Linked DNA regions of Homo sapiens: region 2 is linked to region 1. The links are chromatin loops, found by intact Hi-C in ENCODE. Cell type or tissue: dorsolateral prefrontal cortex. All regions are shown on one strand. Region 1 overlaps ARFGEF3 (ARFGEF family member 3). Region 2 overlaps ARFGEF3 (ARFGEF family member 3).

What was found. A loop is a pair of places that touch in the nucleus more often than their neighbours do. Peaks named below come from ENCODE experiments on the same cell type or tissue, not always from the same donor. Only the 100,000 strongest peaks of a DNase experiment are listed, where the experiment ranks them.
Region 2: it touches region 1 in a loop (7-fold over the local background); 3 of 110 quality-filtered maps call a loop at or near these places.

Annotation. Positions count from the first base shown.
Region 1 is chr6:138,277,319-138,279,818 of GRCh38, forward strand. ARFGEF3 (ARFGEF family member 3) reads left to right here. Exons shown (of 34, transcript NM_020340.5): 13 at 1,133-1,299. Among named protein-coding and RNA genes, the nearest start is that of PBOV1, 60 kb to the left of the region's middle. In dorsolateral prefrontal cortex, a CTCF peak has its summit at 1,153; a DNase peak (open chromatin) is centred at 1,143; H3K27ac peaks cover 1,483 bases.
Region 2 is chr6:138,205,876-138,208,375 of GRCh38, forward strand. ARFGEF3 (ARFGEF family member 3) reads left to right here. Exons shown (of 34, transcript NM_020340.5): 3 at 1,167-1,248. Among named protein-coding and RNA genes, the nearest start is that of PBOV1, 11 kb to the right of the region's middle. In dorsolateral prefrontal cortex, no CTCF peak of the experiment used is centred here; no DNase peak of the experiment used is centred here; H3K4me3 peaks cover 308 bases; H3K27ac peaks cover 1,526 bases.

The DNA.
Region 1 (2,500 bases):
GAGTAATACCCATTTTATATACATACCACAATTTGCTTATCCATTCATCTGTTGATGGGCGCTTCAGTTGTTTCCACCTTTTGGCTGTTGTGAGTAATGCTGCAGTGAACACTGATGTACAAACGTCTGTTCAAATCCCTGCTTTCAGTCCTTCTGGTTATATCGGAGTAGAATTGCTGGGTCATATAGTGATTCTATGTTTAGCTTTTCGAGAAACATTATTCCTTTTGAAAAGTTGTATTAATAACTTTTCTAAACATCTTACATGCATTATTGCATCTAATTCCCATGCAATCATATCCATTAATTCTTACTCATTCGGCAAATGTTTTTAAGGGTCTACTATGTACCAAATGCTGTTCTAGGCATTGGGGATTCTGTAGTGAACAAAATGAATGAAATGTCACCCTCTCATTGATTTTATAGTGGTGATGGCAGATGATAAACAAGTATATGTTAATATAAAACTGGGTAGAATAAATGCCATCGAGGCCATTTTTTAAAAGCCGGGTAAGCGGCATATTGGTGAGGGGCAGGAGTGGATTTGCTATTTAATAATGGAATTAAAAGGGAAGGTCTCTCTGTCACTTGAGCAGAGACTTGGCAGAATTGAGGGAGCGCAGCATCCAGAGATCCTGAGATCATTCTAGGAGTGACAAAAACAAATGCAAAGGCCCTGCGGCAGGTCCAGGCCTGGTGTGGCTGAGGGACAGCAGGCAGTCAGGGTGGCTGCGGGGAATGAGAGGGAGAGAGGAGGGTGAGGTTGGAGTTTTATTACATTGTGATAGGGAGCCACCGGAGGGCTCAAGCTAGGGATAGAATGCAGTCAATTCTTCTTATTATAGGAAAAGAAGGTGAGACTTACAGGGTTTACATGAGTTTATCAAAGTTCTAGCTGCTAAGTAAGAGATCAGGATCCAGGCCCAGGCAGATCCACTCCTGAGCGCATGCTCTTTGCCACCAGGCTGGGGTGTGTATCTGGCCCTAAGGATATTCCTGGCTAGCTGTCAGTGCTATACAGAAATATCCTATTGATGCAGTATCTCTCACGATGGGTTCGCAGCTCTCTGGAAGCCAGCCTTGCCAAGCACACTGTTCACACCCCCAAAAGTCCCTTCATTGTCTCCCTTAGGCATGATGCACTCTCCTGGCTTTGACGGGAATAGCAGCCTCAGCTTCCAGATGCTGATGAACGCAGACAGCCTCTACACAGCTGCACACTGCGCCCTGCTCCTCAACCTGAAGCTCTCCCACGGTGACTACTACAGGAAGCGGCCGACCCTGGCGCCAGGCGTGATGGTGAGTGTGCCGTCCCTCATTGGACTGGCAGAGGGCAGGCTGTAACTTCCTGGTGTACAGCCTAGCCTCAGTGCCCTGAGTGGGATGGCACAGCGTGTTTTGTTCCAGACTGCTCTAGGTTGGTAATGCCAGTGGGACTTTGGGGGATGGAAGGAGATGACATATATATAAGGGCACAGATATACAGTTGCCCAGCACCGTGAGCACAGAGCTGCCCACTGGGCTCCAGTGAAGAGTGTATGGACGTGAGGCTCTGGAAATGGCTGCCCAGGGATAACCCAGTAGTTTCATCTCATGTCATTATTAAACATGTGTATAAAACCTGTTCAAAACCACATCATTGACGTGTTAAGGGAGATCAGAAGATGTGCAAGAAATTTGCTGAAAATGAGTTGTGTTTTTCTTTTTTTTGAGACAGAGCCCCGCTTTGTTGTCCAGGCTAGAGTGCAGTGGTGTGAGCATGGCATGGCTCACTGCAACCTCAAACTCCTGGGCTCAAGCAGTCCTCCCACCTCAACTCCCAAGTAGCTGGGACTACAGGTGTGCACCACCAAGCCTGGCTAATTTTTTAATTATTTTTTGTAAAGACAGGGTCTCGCTATGTTGCCCATGCCAGCCTTGAACTCCTGGGCTCAAGCAATCCTCCCACCTTGCCCTCCCAAAGCGTTGGGATTACAGGCATGAGCCACCAGGCCTGGCTGAAGGTGTGCACTTATAAAAACTCTTCACCGTATTCCAACATGTTCCCAGACCTACTGTTGACCCAGAACTAAGCTCACTGGCTGTTGCTCATAAGCACTTCCTGTAAGGGATACAATGAGAGTGTTGGTTGTCCTGTGGTTAGCTCCTGTGATGGAGCAAGCCACTCCATGGTGTGCCCTATTATCAGTTCCTGAGCCTAAATCCATGGATCTACATGAAGGAAATCAATAATCATTTGCTTGCTTGATAAATTGTAAATTCCCAAAGATAAGTGATTGCTTCATGAGCATAAGTGAAGTGTCTCTGGAGATGTGCACATTCCTGCAGGAGCACGTTCCACCTCTGCTTCTGTTGGGGCTCCTAGAAAAGGAAGCTCGTACGCTATTAAAGACATCTGTGCAATTGCAAACCTTTCCACACATCCAAGAGTAAGAATGTAAAGTGCAGTCTCTCTAATCCTTCTGCAAGGTATCTGTCAAAAGGTGTCATCAGTGAAGGA
Region 2 (2,500 bases), 71 kb before region 1:
ATCGGTTATGAAGCTGCTGATGGAAGGATTCCATGGAAAAGCAGCAGAGCTGCAGAGTGGACAGGGAGAAATCAGAGCTATAATTAACTTTGTATTTCATTGTGTTCTACAGCAGTAACCCTTATTTCTCCAATGATGAAATCCTATAGTCTAATGTGGTAGCTTTCACACTCTAAAAATCAATATATCTTTCAGTTTATGCTGAAAATATAAAACAGATAAGAGTGGGCCTACTCTGGTTTAAGTGGGGGTGGAGAAACCTGGTAAAATGAAGTCACATTTTATTTTTGTGCCAGTGTAACTCCATAGGGAAATAATGGGTTGATTAAAATTCTTGGTCTGTCGTTTAATTATTTAGAGTAGATGCTTCTAACAGACATTTTTGTCTTTGTAACTCTTTAGGTTTATTCCTAAAATATTTTAATGCCCTTGTTTTCCCTAACCTTTAAAATATCCAAATATCTCTCCTTTTTTTTTTTTTTTGTCTCTCCCCTGACACTAGATAATGTTGCATCTAGGCACCTCTTATCGGCCAATGCTATTGATGGTTCATTTGTATTTCTGTCTTGGAAACATGTTCATTAAGAACCTGTCACAAGACTCAGATCTACTTCTTGATGGAGACTATAAAGCAAATGTTAAATTTATAAATTGTTGAATTCTTTGAGTTGAGGAGGAATTGACAAACTAATAGAATTTTGATGTATATTGATGAGACAGAGTGCTGATGGTGATGCATATAATTTCCAGGTAAGGAAGAGGTAGAAGCAAGGCATAGAAATCTACTTAATGATGCTTCCTAGAGTTGTTCACCCCCAGGTGTGCTGGGTGTGAGCAGTGCTGTTAATTTGGGAAAGAACAAAGCATGTTCACAGACTGGCCGGGGTCCCAATGTGTACTAATGAGTGTACCAGGTAATAATTAGTGAAAGTCTTTGTGTTTGCTCTTCCTGTAGCCATACCAAGAAGGCAAGGGGTTGATGGGCTATCATTTCTGCACAGCTTCTTTGCTGTGTTTTCTCTTAAGCCCATGTGCATTTTTATTATTGGTTATAGTTTTTGTGTATGTGTGTAGTGGCATTTGGGGGTGGGTGTACATAAGGCTTACATCACTTGACTGCCAGCTTTACTGAGCTCACATGTTGTCCTTATTTTTGTGTTTGCCAGGGAGAAATGCCTGCTGCCTCTCCAGTTGGCTTTGGAATCCAAGAATGTGAAGCTGGCCCAACATGCTTTGGCAGGGATGCAGGTATGGCTTTGACTGAATGCAATGGGATGATAGAAATTGACAGGCCACTTTGGCATTGAAAGGGCAAATAGTTAACATTTTAAATACTGGCTGTTTAAAGACTCAGGCAGAAATTTGATTGAACTAGGAAATAACTATAGAGAATAACAGGATTTTCTTATATTCACCAGAATTTCTCTGTACACAGCATTATTTCGTTGAACCTTTGTGATCAGACACTGATTCATGTGGACCTAGCTAAGCCCACACAGATAGGGATTTTTTTTGTGTGTGACATCTTTCAGGAGAGTAAGGGATCCCAAAAAAGAGACGACAAGTTCATACCAATTCAAATCTTGTATACTTTCAACATCTATGGTTCTATATAATAAAAATTGATGGTAAACTGGAAAGATTTTGTTTTGTTTTTTATTCCACGGTTAGATTGATGAATGGATTATTATCTTTTATGTCCAGAGCAAGACTAGGAAGAAAAAAGAAATTTGGTTTAACAAGAAAAGCCAGATTTGCTTGAATACATTTTTTTGGTTTGTGTTTTACACCAAACATAATGGATCTAATTCTGATGGTAAAAAGGTGATGACTATGTAAATATACATACTTTTTAAAGTGGTTGGCCTCTAAGAGAAAAGCACTGTGAAGTTGAAGCCTGCAGGAGTTTGTTCAGTGTGGCGATGGATAAACCATGGTGGCATTTGTCAGATTTTTTTTATGTCAGTATCAACTGCTTCATAGTTAGCTTTTTGAGTTCAGAGAGGTTCCCAATACCTTTTAAGAGATAAAACCTATGAAATAGTGAGAAAACAGTTCTTTTTCCCCCAGCAGATTGGAATTAATGTATATTTTTATACACAGCAGCATTTGAATATTTTAAACATTAGCAATAATGTTATTAAAAACCTTTTGCTTTTCTCCAAGGTAATTGGGCCAACCATAAAAATGGTTGAGAATTTGTTTTGATCTGTCACTTTTGTTCCTTTTTCTCTAATGTTGTGTAGATTTTGCATTTAGCTTCTCTCTCTTTTTTCTTTAACCCTGGAATATTCTAAATTGCAGTGCCATATTTTCAAGGGCTTACTGAATCGTGTTAACTGAAGCAACTTGGTGGGCTGTGAGTCTTCCCTTTACCATCCCCTGCTACCTCCTCTTAACTTTAGGCATATTTTTAGAGCGTCTCAGTTTTTATCACTTTAAGTAAAAATAAATTGTATGTAAACTCTAATTCTGAGCTTTCCTGAGTATACCACATGAT